2 separate regions of the Homo sapiens genome follow, and region 1 is linked to region 2. Evidence: read pairs that join two places in POLR2A ChIA-PET (ENCODE). Cell type or tissue: PC-3. All regions are shown on one strand. Each heading gives the region's core, and the rest is flanking DNA. Links, peaks and the distances in the headings are about the cores only. Region 1 overlaps PUS7 (pseudouridine synthase 7). Region 2 has its middle 21 kb from the start of LINC01004.

Region 1 (8,336 bases), core at 47-8,046, 490 kb before region 2:
AATTTTGATTCCAGGGAACAGATTTTGGATTATAAATTAAGGTGACTAATTTTATTAGGGCAGTCTAACTGAACTTACATTGTTACTCTCTTTATAATCTAGTTCAGGATAACTTGACTGACAAGCTGCATTTCAACTAACTTTTTGTATTTTATATTAGTTCAAGAAGCCTACAGGGAAATGCTCACAGCTGACAATCTTGATATTGACAACATGAGACACAAAATTCGAGATTATTCCTTGTCAGGGGCCTACCGAAAGATCATTATTCGTCCTCAGAATGTTAGCTGGTGAGTAATCATCTAGAATGAGATAGAACTGAATTACCATATAAGTTGTAAGCTTTTGCTTCACTTTATATAGAGTCATGTACTGCACAAGAATTTTCAGTCAGTGACAGATTGCTTATATGATGGTGGTATCATAAGATTATAACACCATATTTTTACTTACCTTTTGTTTTTTTTTTGGTTTTTTTTTGAGACGGAGTTTCACTAGTCACCCAGGCTGGAGCACAATAGCATGATCTCGGCTCACTGCAACTTCTGCCTCCCAGGTTCAAGCGATTCTCCTGTCTCAGCTTCCAGAGTAGCTAGGATTACAGGCACCTGCCACCACACCTGGATAATTTTTGTATTTTTAGTAGAGGCAGGGTTTCACCATATTGGCCAGGCTGGTGTCAAACTCCTGACTTCAGGTGATCCTCCTGCCCCGGCCTCCCAAAGCGCTGGGATTACAGGCACGAGCCACCACACCTGGCCTTACCTTTTTTCTTTTCTTTTTTCTCTTTTATCTTCTTTTCTTTTCCTTTTCTTTTTCTTTTCCTTTTCTATCTTTTTCTTTTCTTTCTTTTCTTTTTTTTTCTTAATAGAGGCAGGTTCTTTCTGTCACCCAGGCTGGAATGCAGTGGCATAATCATGGCTTCCTGCAGCCTCAAGCTCCTCTGCTCAAGCAATCCTCCCACCTCGGCCTCCCAAAGTATTGGGATTACGGGCATGAGCCACCACATCCAGCCTGTGCCTTTTCTATGTTTAGATGCACAAGTACTTAAACCATTGTGTTACAGCAGCCTCCAGTATTCAGTACAGTAACATGCTGTATAGGTTTGTAGCCTAGGAGCAATAGGCTATAGTCTGTAACCAAGGCGTGTAGTAGGCTATACCATCTGTGTTTGTGTAAGTACATTCTGTGATGTTTACACGGTGATGAAATGCCTGACAAGGGTTAGAACATGTCCCTCTTGTTAAGCAGTGCATGACTGTACTTTTTCAGTGCTTACAACCTAGCATCTAAGTGTTTCATAAGTGTTAGTTATTATTGTTATTACTACTATTGTTACCACTACTGCTACTACTTTGTATTTTTCAAATCATCAAGAAGTAAATGAAGCTAAGCCGGGCACAGTGTCTCATAAGTAAGCCCGGAGACTCCAGAGGCTGAAGCGGGAGGATTGCTTGAGGTCAGGAGTTTGAGACAAGCCTGGGCAATATAGTGAGACCCTGTCTCTAAAAAAAGAAAAGAAATAAAGAAGCTGTTTTGAATATAAACAGTTATGGGAAGTGAGTTCATTTACATTTTATTGGCATCACTGAATTATTGAAGAAATGTGTAGAGTGAACTTTTTTCCTATTTCTAAAAACTTAGATTTGCTTACAGAGCTATCTCTGAGCAAATTACCTTACTTAGAATTAGCTGTGAGTTCCAAACACCGCTCTGGTTGTTTTAATATCATGTTTCTAGAGAGGAAAATATACTTATGTTAGTTCGTTTAAAAATACTTTATTGGAAGCCCAAGGTGGGAGGATCACTTGAGCCTAGGAGCTTGAGACCTGCCTCCGCAACATAGCAAGACCATCTCTACAAAAAATTACAAAAATTAGCCTGGTGTGATGGTGCACATCTGTAGTCCCAGCTGTTTGGGAGGCCAATGTGGGAGGATTGCTTGAGCCTGGAAGGTCGAGGCTGCAGTAAGCTGTGATCACGCCACTGCCCTCCAGCCTGGGTGACAAAACGAAACCCTGTCTCAAAAACAAATTTTTTTTTTTTTTTTTTTTTTTGAGACGGAGTCTCGCTCTGTCGCCCAGGCTGGAGTGCAGTGGCGCGATCTCGGCTCACTGCAAGCTCCGCCTCCCGGGTTCGCGCCATTCTCCTGCCTCAGCCTCCCGAGTAGCTGGGACTACAGGCGCCCGCTACCACGTCCGGCTAATTTTTTGTATTTTTAGTAGAGACGGGGTTTCACCTTGTTAGCCAGGATGGTCTCGATCTCCTGACCTCGTGATCCGCCCGCCTCGGCCTCCCAAAGTGCTGGGATTACAGGCGTGAGCCACCGCGCCCGGCCTCAAAAACAAATTTTAATACTCAGTATTATCTAAAGCTTTATTTGATAATTTTAAAATGAAATCCTGAACTAGTTGCCTATTTCCAGGAAATTATTTTATTCCCTATTTCCTTCTCTTCTCCATCTCTCTTACCTCCTCCTCTCTGGAGTATAGGCAAGAGGTCCACATGGTTGGACTTTGTCTTCCCCACTCCAGAGAACTGTTCCTTCTCAGTAACAAGCTGTTGTTGGTTGTGGCACCCAGTCTGGAGAAAATGTAAATGCCGTAAGTAATTTGATCACAGCTGTGCAAAGTGAAGTTTACTGACTCTCAACTTCATTTAAAAAGAATTGTCGGCTGGGCACGGTGGCTCACGCCTGTAATCCCAGCACTTTGGGAGGCCGAGGCGGGCAGATCACGAGCTCAGGAGATCGAGACCATCCTGGCTAACACGGTGAAACGCCATCTCTACTAAAAATACAAAAAATTAGCCGGGCATGGTGGCGGGCGCCTGTAGTCCCAGCTACTCGGGAGGCTGAGGCAGGAGAATGGTGTGAACCCGGGAGGCGGAGCTTGCAGTGAGCCAAGATCACGCCACTACACTCCAGCCTGGGCGACAGAGCGAGACTCCGTCTAAGAAAAAAAGATTTGTCAGTTGTACATTTTTAAAATTTTAATTATTAATGTGAAGAAATGGGGTTTCACCATGTTACCCACGCTGGTCTTGAACTCCTGGGCTTAGTCATCCCACCTCGGCCGCCCAAAGTGTTGGGATTAGAGGCATGAGCCACCATGCCTGGCCCCAGTTGTGCATTTTTAAATAACTAATAGAATATAATTGGATTGAGCCTATTATATTCAGGCACAGTGGCTCACGTTATAATCCCAGCAGTTGGGGAGACTGTGGCGGGTGGATCACCTGAGGTCAGGAGTTTGAGACCTCCCTGGCCAACATAGTGAAACCCCATCTCTACTAAAAATACAAAAATTAGCCAGGCATGGTGGCAGACACCTATAGTCCCAGCTACTTGTGAGACTGAGGCAGGAGAATTGATTGAACCCAGGAGGCAGAGGTTGCAGTGAGCCAAGATCACACCACTGCACTCCAGCCTAGGTGACAGAGTTGAGACTCCATCTCAAAAAAAAAAAAAAATTATATATATAAGCAAAACTTAGGTATAAAATCTGGCCCTGCTATATTATTCAAGATTCCTAACTATAATTATTTACAGTAAACTTACTTGTTTTTCTTGCTAAATAAATGATGATGAGTGGCTTAGTACCTTTTATGAAAGTTCACATTCACACTTATCTTTATTCATATGTTTTGAAGGGAAGTCGTTGCATATGATGATCCCAAAATTCCACTTTTCAACACAGATGTGGACAACCTAGAAGGGAAGACACCACCAGTTTTTGCTTCTGGTAAGTTTACTCAGTCATCAGCTCTGTGTTGACTTTGAAATGTTTTGTTAAACAAAAACATAATTTTTTTTTGAAAACTGCTCTTACAAGCACTACCACCACCCATGATTTCATTGTTGTGTTTTATGACCTTACTTTCACAATTATGGCTGAAAGTTAGTGATTAAAACCAGTAAATCCTCCTGAAAATAAGTGCATGTTATAGATGGTTGTGATATTAGGTGATGGAGTATTTCTCCCCATCCCCCACAGAGACTTACCAAAGGTGAGTGAAAATTCAGGAAGAGTCTAAAAAATTAAATTGGTTGGGCAGGTGCGGTGGCTCACGCTTGTAATCCCAGCACTTTGGGAGGCCGAGGCGGGCGGATCACGAGGTCAGGAGATCGAGACCACGGTGAAACCCCGTCTCTACTAAAAATACAAAAAATTAGCCGGGTGTGGTGGCGGGTTCCTGTAGTCCCAGCTACTTGGAGAGGCTGAGGCAGGAGAATGGTGTGAACACAGAAGGCGGAGCTTGTAGTGAGCCAAGATCACGCCACTGCACTCCAGCCTGGGTGACAAAACGAGACTCCATCTCAAAAAAAAAAAAAAAAAAATTGGTGGCTGGGCGTGGTGGCTCACACCTGTAATCCCAGCAGTTTGGGAGACCGAGACAAGTGGATCACTTGAGGTCAGGAGTTCCAGACCAGCCTGGCCAACATGACAAAACCCCGTCTCTACTGAAAATACAAAAAAAAAAATTAGGCGGGCGTGGTGGTGGGCACCTGTAATCCCAGCTACTCAGGAGGCTGAGGCAGGAGAATCGCTTCAACCCGGGAGGTGGAGGCTGCAGTGAGCTGAGATTACACCACTGCACTCCAGTCTGGGCAACATAACAAGACTCTGTCTCAAAAAAAAATTAATTAATTAATTAAATTGGCATTCTCATCATCAAATTCTTGTTCTGTTTTTTCCCAGGCCGTAATTTATTATTATTTCTTTAACTTTACATGCGTTTCTCTTTTGTGTTCTTCTGTCATCTGCCTTTTTGTGAAAGTTCCTGGGCAGAATTTCTGTAACCATTCAGCAGGTTCACACTCACAGATCTCTTACTTCCATGGTCTCATTCTCCAAGGCCCCCTAGGAAGTGGAGTCTAAGGAAAGCAGCACAGTTCTTTGTATTTGCTTAGAGATTATGTGACTCTCGCTGGTCTGTCTGCAGCTGCCTTCATTTTCTGACTGTTTTCTTTCTTGCCTTGCAGAAGGCAAATACAGGGCTCTGAAAATGGATTTTTCTCTACCCCCTTCTACTTACGCCACCATGGCCATTCGAGAAGTGCTAAAAATGGATACCAGTATCAAGAACCAGACGCAGCTGAATACAACCTGGCTTCGCTGAGCAGTACCTTGTCCACAGATTAGAAAACGTACACAAGTGTTTGCTTCCTGGCTCCCTGTGCATTTTTGTCTTAGTTCAGACTCATATATGGATTTCAAATCTTTGTAATAAAAATTATTTGTATTTTTAAGTTTTTATTAGCTTAAAGAAATAATTTGCAATATTTGTACATGTACACAAATCCTGAGGTTCTTAATTTTAGCTCAGAATATAAATTAGTCAAAATACACTTCAGGTGCTTAAATCAGAGTAAAATGTCAGCTTTACAATAATAAAAAAAGGACTTTGGTTTAAAGTAGCAGGTTTAGGTTTTGCTACATTCTCAAAAGACAGCAGGAGTATTTGACACATCTGTGATGGAGTATACAACAATGCATTTTAAGAGCAAATGCAACAAAACAAATCTGGACTATGGATAAATAATTTGAGAGCTGCCACCCACAAATATAAATACAGTACTCATGCTGACTGAAATAATAAGACATCTACAAATTTATAAACAAAAAGTGATTGTCATTATCCTGCTTATGTACTAGATTCAGGCAAGCATTATAGACTTTTTGGTTGCGGTGGCTTTTGCATTTATATTATCAATGCCTTGCAGGAACGTTGCATTGATAGGCCCATTTTATTTTTTTATTTTTTTTTTCGAGACAGGATCTCACTCTGTAGCACAGGCTGGATTGCAGTGCAATCCTGCAATTCTCAATCTTGCACTGCAGCCTCGACCTCCCAGGCTCCAGTGACTCTCCCACCTCAGCCTCCTAAGTAGCTGGGAGTACAGGCGCGCACCACCACGCCTAGCTGATTTTTGTATTTTTTTGTAGAGACGGGGGTTTGGCCATGTTGCCGAGGCTAACTCCTGGGATTACAGGCATGAGCTGTGCTGGCCGGGTTTTTTTTTCTTGATGTAAACGTGTACAGCTGTTTTATTAGTTAAGGTCTAATTTTTACTCTAGGTGCCTTTTATGTTCAGAACTCTTTCCACTGGACTGGTATTTGCTCAAAAATAAATAATGGTAGAGAAGAAAACTATAAAAATGGACAAGGCTTTCTTCTATCAGTAGCGTTTACCCTTTGTCACCAGTGGCTTTGGTATTTCCATGTCTGGCATTGCATAAACTTCTCTGGTGTGAAAGGATAAATATGCCTTTCTAAAGTTGTATATCAAAATTGTATCAATTTTTATTTTCTATGATTTCTAGAAACAAATGTAATAAATATTTTTAAAATCTCCTTTCTACTGGTTATGTAAATAAATCAAATAAATATATCAAAATGAGTGCAGATAAGAATCTTGACCTTGACTAAAGGTAAGGAACTAAATGAATGTGGGATCCTCATCAGAAATGGTGGTGACACCAAAATGTGTTGTGATCAGCTGTGAAGTATGAGGATAATCTGAGTCAAATGCTACGAATAATTGACTGTGTTGGACTGGACTCCAGGTTATTGGAATCACTCACTCACCTTCCAATGTGCTTTATGGAGTAGAAAAGAAAGGAATGGAAAAGAGCTACCGTACCAGGAGCATTGCACCATGGGAATGTGAATGACATTTGTCTCGTATCTGGTAGTAGAAATGAGATTCGGAACTGTTTTTCAACCCTTTTGTTTTAATGACATCCATCACCACCACACTGCTGAGGCTTAAAAAAGATTGGAAATAGCATGGTAAATTTTATATATATATATATATATATATATATATATTTTTTTTTTTTTTTTTTTTTTTTTTTTTTTTGAGACATTGTTGTTCTGTCACCCAGGCTGGAGTGCAGTGGCGTGATCCTGGCTCTCTGCAACCTCCCACTACCAGGTTCAAGTGACTCTTGTGCCTCAGCCTCGTAAGTAGCTGGGATTACAGGCACCGCTGCCAGGCCTGGCTAATTTTGTATTTTTAGTAGATGCGGAGTTTCGCCATGTTAGCTAGGCTGGTCTCAAACTCCTGGCCTAAAGTGATCTGCCCACTGCTACCTCCCAAAGTGCTGGTATTACAGACGTGAGCCACCATGCCCAGCCCAGTAAATTATCCTTTTTGCTAGCTAGTTTTGAAAGAATATTTTGTCCTAGGTCAGGCACGGTGGCTCACACCTGTACACTTTGGGAGACCAAGGTGGGAGGATTGCCTGAGCCCAGGAGCTTGAGATCAGCCTGGGTAACATAGTGAGACCCTGTCTCAAATATATATATATATATATATATATATATATTTTGTCTTACAAAAGCTAAACATGTATTAAATGTATAGTAGTCCTGTCTGTACCTTCCAGTAATAGCTGGAGTTCTCCTTCATCTGACAGAAAATTATTTATGAAGGGATCTAAGTCTTTCTGTTGCAATTGCATTCAGCAGTTCTGCATTTACAGGTTGAGTATCCCTTACACAAAATGCCTGGGACTAGAAGTGTCTTGGATTTTCATTTTTTTTTTTAGATTTGTACTTCAACTTACTGGTTGGAATCCAAAAATCCAAAATGCTCCAATGAGCAAGTTTTGGATTTTGGATTTTCAGATTTGGGATGCTCAACCAGTATAAATTTGCATTCCAAAACAAAAGTGAAGCTAAACTTGTGTTTTCTTCATCTGGGAAATACTTACGGCTCTATTGTTAACTTTCTTGGCTGTGTTAGCTAGTACCAGTTTGTACATGTCTCTTCATAAACACCAGTGGATAAATAATGATTCAAGGCGGATTCTTCAAGCTGTTTTGAGACTCAGGGGGCACACCACCTAACTCTAGGGACTTACTCAACCTGAAATAAATCATTGCCTTAGCATAGAATTCAGAACATTTTTTGTTGTTTGGAAAGGGAGGAAGTTTCTCTTAGACAAATTTATAAAGCCTGAAAGCAACCTCATCCTCAACATAAAAGTATCATTGCTTCCTAAATTTTTGCCTAAAAGAAATAATAAAGGATCATTCTTTTTATTATAATGTAAAACCAACACTATTCCATAACAGGAAAGGAAGCTAAATAATCAAAATTGTTCTTTCCAATGTTTTTATTCATGGTTTCATGTTGTAGATAATAACTAGACTGCTATTATACTAATAAAAAAAATCCTGATTGCTTCCTGAATCTTCATGGTTTCATGTTGTAGGTAATAACTAGACAGCCATTATACCAGTTTAAAAAATTTCTGGTTGATTCCTGAATCAACCAAAAAATTGGTAACAGCTGCAATACTACATCAGTACTTAAAACTTCACCA
Region 2 (8,336 bases), core at 135-8,134:
GTTATGAAAATCAATTATTCCTCCCTGTATTCCTTCAAGTACTCTTGAATGCCCACTATGTGTCAGGTATTGAGAACAAGACACACATGCTCCCTGTCCCCATGGAGTGGAACCTAATGAGTGAGGCATAGCAACATGTTTTGAGAAATATCAGCTGGGATACATTAGGTAAAGGGTTACTGTCGAGAAGTGGCCACCAACTATCCCTAGCATTCCTTGGTCCTTCACACTCTCCTTGATGCCTCCTTCCCAAGGCCAAAGTGGGGGAAGAGGTGAGAGATAAAGTGGTCAGATGAGTGGCTATGGCCCAGCCTGGTCAAGCTGCCATTTTACACTCCACCCACTCCCCAACTCAGTCAGCCCTAACTCTACTACATGAATCCAGATTTTCTCTTCTATGTGCCCCACCCTCTGACAGGGAAGTAGGAAAACAGAGATTTGTAGAAGTTGGTAAAAGCTAATGTCAGAAGGCAAAGTTCCATTTCTAGATCCAAGAAAAACTTCCTGTTTTGTTAAGACATTTCTTAGGAGCGGAAACTGGCTCACTCAAATGAAAACCACAATGAATAATTTTACTGATTTGTACCATATGTTTAGCAAGCCTGAAATCCCAAGAGGAGGTTGGTGAATAAAGAGAAATCAGAAAGGGACTGTCAGATACCAACCCCCAACCAACCAGGGCTTTTCCCCACATCACCACTCCCTGAAGGAACAGCGACAACTGAGGGAGTGGAAACACATTTGGGACACGTGATGCAAAGGTAACCTGGTGGCTCATTTAAGGGCTGTGTGACTTGGATTGGTCATCATCCTTTCTCCAGATGGAGTTTCCCTTTTTACAAAAAGATCTAGAAAATCAGCTGTACTAGCATAGACAGTGCTGCAGTAACAAATTAGCTCTGGAGTCTTGGCTTAACACAGTAAAAGTTTATTTCGTGTTTTCATTAAATGACACATACAGGTTGGTGGTGGAATGGGAAGTGGAGATGGGAATTCTGCTTAAGCACCCTGGTTGATAGAGGCTCTGGCACTTGCAGCTATATTACTGGAGCCTTGGGCCATCACCATCTTGGCCGTAGAGGGAGAGAATGCATAGAGAATTCACATGTGTCCTATACTTCAGCCTGGAAGGGACACATATCACCTCTGTCTCAGTGGTTGGACAGAACAAACTACAGATGGACTGGGACAGATGGGGAAGCCTATGGATATTTGGTGAGCAATACAATAAATGCCTCTGCCACAACAGCCTTTTAATGCTGTGTGCATGTTACTACGTGTTATGGCATCTCAGAATTCCAGACAGATCTTTTGGATCCTAATCTGCTGGGATGTCTCATCTAAGATTCTTATTTATTTCCTGAGCACCTAATAGGCAGTCCTCGTGTCAAAAACAGCACACCAGTGGGTTCTGCATAATGATTTTACCTCTAGAGTTTTCCCTCTCCTCTCCTCTCCCCTCCCCTCCCCTCTTCTCCCCTCCCCTCCCCTCCCCTCTCCTCTCCCCTCCCCTCCCCTCTTCTCCCCTCCTCTCCCCTCCCCTCCCCTCTCCTCCTCTCCTCTCCTCTGTTGTCCAGGCTGGAGTGCAGTGGCACAAACACAGCTCACTGCAGCCTCAATTCCTAGGCTCAGGCAATACTCCTGCCTCAGCCTCCCATGTAGCTCAGACCACAGGTGTGTGCCACCATGCTAATTTTTTTTTAAATTTTTTATTTTTTTGTATAGACAGGGGCTCACTTTGTTGCTCAGGCTGGTCTCAAACTCCTAGGCTCAAGCAATCCTCCTGCCTAAGCCTCCCAAACTGCTAGGATTACAGGCATGAGCCACCATGCCTGGGCTTTTCGTTTTTAATTTAATTTTTTACCTAATTAGCTAGTCCACAGGAATTAGCAGCTCAGCGTGGCCTCACAATATGTTGTTGGAGGACTGACATAGCTTGGTGTCCCTGGGAGCATGGATTAGTCAGTCATTGGAATTCAAAGCTGAGTTTTAAAACAGTATGGAATTTTAAGCTGTTCACATTTAATTCCACAAAAATGACAACGTAGAACTGAAGGGTTGTTCTCTGAAGGATTATTGACCATAATTGTTCAAAATGTATTACGATTCAAGCCTCCTCTTACAGTTGACTCATGTTTGACTCTTGTCCAGTGTTTCTATGCCCAGGGATGGTGCTCTGTATGCATCACTATTATCAATTAAATATACATACAGTCCGTACATGTAGGCTGCAGTTCACTTGAATGAAGTTGTATGCCCTTGCCAAGTAGGGGAGTAGGGTGGGAGGAGTCACTTTCTTTTTTCTGTCTTTTTCTTTTTCTTGCCTTTTTTTTTTTTTTTTTTTTTAAGACAGGGTCTCACTTTGTCACTCAGGCTGAAGTGCAGTGGTATGAACATGGCTCACTGCAGCCTCAACCTCCTGGGCTCAAACAATTCTCCTGTCTCAGCACTCCTCAAGTAGTTGGGACTACAGACATGTGCCAGCAGGCCCAGCTAATTTTTGCATTTTTTTTAGAAATGGGGTTTCACCATGTTGCCCAGGCTGTCTCTACCTCCTGAGCTCAAGTGATCTGCCTGCATTGGCCTCCCAAAGTGCTGGGATTACAGGCGTGAGCCACCGTGCACTGGTGGAGGCAGTCAATTTCTAAGTGATAGCTTATTCAGGTCTGAGTTTCTCTGCCTTCCCCTCTTGATCCTTGGTTTGGGGACATTTTGTCATCCACCAAAAAGGCAGGAGAGAGCAAGGCAAATACAGATCAATTCGAAGCAGACTCATTTCACAGGGTGGTTCTCTACTTATTTTGTTTAACTTGGCCTGCTGTGGAGCTGTTTGGGGACACATACAGTTCTGCAGCCAGGAGGCCCTTTCCAGAACCTGATTTCCCCTTGGAATGACACATTATCCTCCCTTCACATGTAGCAATTGTAAATTCCTGCCTAGGGAGCAGCAATTGCTTTGAATTACACACTATTTGAACAGACCAGTATGGGATTAACAAGGCCTTATTGTTCTGCAGTCCTTTATTGAAACTCGCTATAGTAATTTCTGGTGAAATTATATTCCCCTGCCTATCATTTGACTATGCAAAGGAACACTTTCCACACTCTAATTGGTCCTTTCTAGTTGTATGTAATAAAAATCTCTTTTTACTATATTATTAACCCTGAGCAGGAAGAAATAATACTATCAGGTTTTTTCAGTTCACCCTTTTCTCACCCTTTCCCTCCCTTTGACATCTCTACTATGATTCCATGACTTGGACGTTTTTTAGATTTGTGGTGCCCAGAATATTACTTTATGACTGCTATGTACATATAGAAATGCACACACTATACCCACACAATCTAGGATTATCTCCTTTACAATATGCTATTTTTAAAATAAACTTCAGGAGCACAGAATTAAATCAGTAATAATACCTGTTTCAGGACACATTCTCATCATTGGTCTGGAAGTACCATTTTAAACATGTTTTTAAACAGTCTAGGCAAACAATTTACATCTACTCTTCAATTAAAAAACAAAAAACAAAAAACTCTAGTCCAGGCATGGTGGCTTGCGCCTGTAGTCCCAGCACTTTGGGAGGCCAAGGTGGGTGGATCGCTTTGAGCTCAGGAGTTCAAGACCAGCATGGACAACATGGCAAAACCCCGTTTCTACTAAAAATAGAAAAATTAGCTGGGTGTGGTGGTACACACCCATAATCCCAGCTACTTGGGAGGCTGAAGCAGGAGAATGGCTTGAACCTGGGAGGCAGAGGTTGCAGTGAGCCAAGATCGCACCACTGCACTCCAGCCTGGGCAACAGAGCGAGATTTCGTCTAAAAAAAATAAAAATTCTTACTTTTCAATCATCTGCAAATAGAATTTGGTAACCAAGAATGAATCTACCAATATTTACTTCCTAACTAAGCTGTTTCTAACAGAAATCAAAAGGGAATCTCTTTATAATGATGAAGTCTAAAGGCAGACTAATAAAAATGCTGAGAGCAAGATGTTTAGGTCAGGTGCAGTGGCTCAGGCCTGTAATCCCAGCACTTTGGGAGGCCTAAGCAGGGGGATCACTTGAGCCCAGGAGTTCAAGACCAGCCTGGGCAACATAGTGAGACCTGGGTCTCTACAAAAAATACAAAAATTAGCTGGGCATGGTGGCATACCTATAGTCCTAGCTACGTGGGACGTTGAGGTGGGAGGATCGCTTGAGCTCAGGGAGTCAAGGCTGCAGTGAACAGTGATGGCAGCATTTGTACTCCAGCCTGTGTGACAGAATGAGACCTTATCTCAAAAAAAAAAAGTTTACCAGGCTTTAAATAGTTTATTTTGATGGACATTATTTGTCCATAAAATAGACCTTTATAAAAGCTCGGATTTGAAACCAATAAATTAGAACTGTAATGTAGTCTTTTCTAGCTGGTTTTAGGCCAGTTAAATCTAGCAGAGATCATGAAGGCAGAAAGCCAACTTGAAGCCAAAATAACTATTGAGAACATTCTACATTCCATTAATAGGTAATGAAATTAAATCTGTTAACCGCTAAATTAAAATACATATTCTACTTACTTACATACAACTTTAGGCCTATATAACTATCATGCTTCCAAAAATAACAGCCTGGCCAGGCACAGTGGCTTACGCCTGTAATCCCAACACTTTGGGAGGCCAAGGCGGGCGGATCACCTGATGTCAAGAGTTTGAGACCAGCCTGGCCAACAAAGTGAAACCCTGTCTCTACTAAAAATACAAAAATTAGCCAGATGTGGTGGTGCGTGCCTGTAATCCCGGCTACTTGGGAGGCTGAGGCAGGAGAATCGCTTGAACCTGGGAGGTGGAGGCTGCAGTGAGCCCAGGTCAGGCCCCTGCACTCCAGCCTGGGCAACAGAGTGACTCCGCCTCAAAAACAGATAAATAACAGCCCAATAGCACAATACTTTTGAAACATGCTTTGATGAAATCCACAAAGGAATCATCTTTACCCCTTTGTCCCTAAACCATCTTCTCAGATCTTGTGCCTAAATTGAAATTTTTGTGCCAGGAGTTAGAAAATAATATGGATATAATAAAACAGACATAGTTTATACTGTAAGATATAATAAATATAGTTTATACTGTAAGAAGCATGACAGGTTTTTTTAAAATTATTGGATGATGACCATCAACTAAAAAAAAAAAAAAAAAAAACAAACAAACCTCAAAAACCCAAAGTCTATAACCTGCACTGAAAGGTTTTAATCTATAAAGATGAAAGTCAGCTTCTCCCATTTCCATTTTTCAAACCAGAGACTTTTTTTTTTTTTGACTTGCTCTGTGACCCAGGCTGGAGTACAGTGGTGCAATCGCTGCAACCTCAAACTCCTGAGCTCAAGTGATTCTCCCACCTCAGCCTCTTGAGTAGCTGGGACTACAGGCACACAACACCATTCCCGGCTCCAGAGATTTCTTTGAAACTTTCTATTAGAAAAAAAATAAAAAGAAATGGTCATTGCTTGCTGTGCATGCTGGCTCATGCCTGTAATCCCAGCACTTTGGGAGGCTAAAGTGGGCAGATTACTGGAGGTCAGGAGTTTGAGACCAGCCTGGCTAAAATGGTGAAACCCCATCTCTACTAAAATAAAAAATAATTAGCCGGGAGTGGTGGTGCGTGCCTGTAATACCAGCTGCTCAGGAGGCTGAGACAGGAGAATCGCTTGAACCCAGGAGGTGGAGGTTGCACTGAGCCGAGATCGCACCACTGCACTCCAGCCTGGTGACATAGCAAGACTCCATCTCAAAAAAAAAAAAAAAAAAAAAAATTTTATTAGTAAGGAGATAAAGCTAATTCCTCTGGGAACTTGTTTCAGACTTGGGTAGATGAAGTCCTGTGGCACAAAACTGAAGTGGAAGAGTGCTTTATGTAGACAGTTGGCTTGCAGGCAACATAAACAGAAAAGCTCAATAAATTCAAACAAAGCTGAAGCCAAAATCATGTAGTGATTTGTAAGGGAGCAGTAGATATTTTGAACTATGCCCCAAAGAGATGTTAAAGTAAATCAAAATCTTATGAACAGGTAAAAAAATTACTATGAAATTTAGAAAAACTGCTATCCATCCCAGATAGTGATTTTTTTTTTCCTTAAATGAGTAGTGAATGACTACAAACAAATGTGTAAAAAAAGAAAAAAAAATGACAGGAAATTTGAAATACAAATTTCTAGGCTTCTGGTAACACAATTTATACCAGGGGTCAAATATTCAGGGTTGCTTCTAAATTAAAAGAAAGAAACAAACAAAAAAATCCCATTTGAGCCCGAAGCATTTCATATTTGGTAAACTATTTGGGGAAATTCCACAAAATGTGCAGGCCAAGTCATTTTATTTACTCTTACTCTCCAACCTTTCCATTTCATTTTGCTTCAGCGATCGTTATAAAACTGAGCAGACAAGGCCAGGCATAGTGGCTCACACCTGTAATCCCAGCACTCTGGGAGGCTGAGGGGGGCGGATCACGAGGTCAGGAGATCGAGACCATCCTGGCCAACATGGTGAAACCCCATCTCTACTAAAAATACAAAAAATTAACTGGGCGTGGTGGCAGGCACCTGTAATCCCAGCTACTCAGGAGGCTGAGGCAGGAGAATCACTTGAACCCAGGAGGTGGAGGTTGTGATGAGCCAAGATCTTGCCATATTGCACTCCAGCCTGGGCAACAAGAACGAAACTGTTTCCAAAAAGAAAAAAAACCTGAGCAGACAGCTCGGGCAAACCCAGGAGCTCTCTTCTAGTAACAAAGTACAGGTTTGTCCTAGGAAGATAAGAAAAATCCTTTTCTTCCAAGTACAGGCTCTTGCCACTGTTGAGGAGTGGTCACCATATATCCTCTCTGCCTCAGATTCCTGTGCACTGACCATTCTCACATTCCTGGGCACCAGATTATCACATTGCTAGGAGCTGTGGTCTGGCATCGGGCAGTTTGCACTCTGATTGAGTGGCTGGGTGCAAGAGGGGAGTAAACTGGCTCGAGTCACTGGTGACCATGACTGCTCTAGAAAGAACTTCGGAAGGCTCAGCCCCACCGACCCTGCCAGGCCTAGCAGGCTGGTAATTATCTCCTGGGCTACAACAGAGCTCTGAGAGTTCAAGGTTTACCTCATCACAGCCTTTTCTCCCCTTCCTTCCTCTATTGGACAGTCCACTTTGCAGTGACCTAGTTCATTAGGATGCCCTTGTGCCTCAGTTTCCCTTATTAGGACTGGACTCCGCCTGTCAGCTGGGATTCAATCACCCTGTCTTCCTCTTTGCCAATATACTTTCCTCTCCAACCTTCCTCAGTCCCTACTGGCTGGGGCTCTGCTTGGATTAAGTCAATTGCTCAAGAGCCATGACTCCTTCCTGACTTTGGTCTACTATCCCCACTCTCTCACAGTCATTCCAGCTGCTTACTTTGCTCCCTGAAGATACTGATAATCAACTGAACCAGATCCCAGCTTGCCTTATCTACTCAGCCCACCTGGTTACCTTTCCCAGGCCAGTCTAGCCAGCCAGGTTAGTTCCCTGCTTGCTGTCACCCACCCACCCAATCCTGGATCCTCCTCCTTCCCATCAGCTGGTGCTGCTCGAATATTCACATCGATAGCAGTAATTAATGGCAGTTAAGAGCTCAGTCTGTCTCAGGAACTGTCTTAAGTACATCAGTACTTAAATTCATTTAATTATGACCACAACACTTGGAGAAACTGAGGCTGGGAGAGGTTGACTTGCTCAAGGTCACGCAAAGAGTAAATAGCACAGCTTTAAGTTGAACCTAGACTAGATCTTTCTGATGCCAGGTAAATACTCTTAATCACTGGCCAAGGGTTCTCAAGGTTCCTTTGCCCCTTCATCTATCCCACACATGGTATGTTTGTCGAAGGGACTGTGCAGATCTCAGCTATACTGCCTCCCTACAGGCCTTGGGTCTGGGCCTAGCCTTTGGACACCATTCATCAGAAAACTGGTCATCTCTGGCCGGGTGCGGTGGTTCACGCCTATAATCCCAGCACTTTCAGGGGCTGGCTGAGGTGGGCAGATCACCGGAGGTCAGGAGTTCAAGACCAGCCTGGCCAAAATGGTGAAACCCTATCTCTACTAAAAATAAAAAATAATTAGCTGGGCATGGTGGCAGGCGCTTGTACTCCCAGCTACTCGGGAGGCTGAGGCAGAAGAATCACTTGAACCCAGAAGGCAGAGGTTGCAGTGAGCTGAGATCGCACCATTACACTCCAGCCTGGGTGACGTGAGACTCCGTCTCAAAAAAAAAAAAGAAAAAAAAAAACTGGTCATCTCTGCCTCTCCTATTTATGCTTCTACTACTTCAGCTGGCT

The links. ChIA-PET counts read pairs that join two places held together with the same protein. Peaks named below come from ENCODE experiments on the same cell type or tissue, not always from the same donor. Only the 100,000 strongest peaks of a DNase experiment are listed, where the experiment ranks them.
Region 1: POLR2A ChIA-PET joins it to region 2 with 10 read pairs; 2 of 35 experiments call an interaction of 5 or more read pairs at or near these places.

The regions. Positions count from the first base shown.
Region 1 is chr7:105,454,575-105,462,910 of GRCh38, reverse strand. PUS7 (pseudouridine synthase 7) reads left to right here. Exons shown (of 16, transcript NM_019042.5): 14 at 161-290; 15 at 3,652-3,743; 16 at 4,985-6,408. The coding sequence ends at 5,121. Among named protein-coding and RNA genes, the nearest start is that of PUS7, 64 kb to the left of the region's middle. In PC-3, for the core only: no CTCF peak of the experiment used is centred there; no DNase peak of the experiment used is centred there.
Region 2 is chr7:104,966,403-104,974,738 of GRCh38, reverse strand. No RefSeq gene overlaps it. Among named protein-coding and RNA genes, the nearest start is that of LINC01004, 21 kb to the left of the region's middle. In PC-3, for the core only: no CTCF peak of the experiment used is centred there; no DNase peak of the experiment used is centred there; H3K27ac peaks cover 1,732 bases.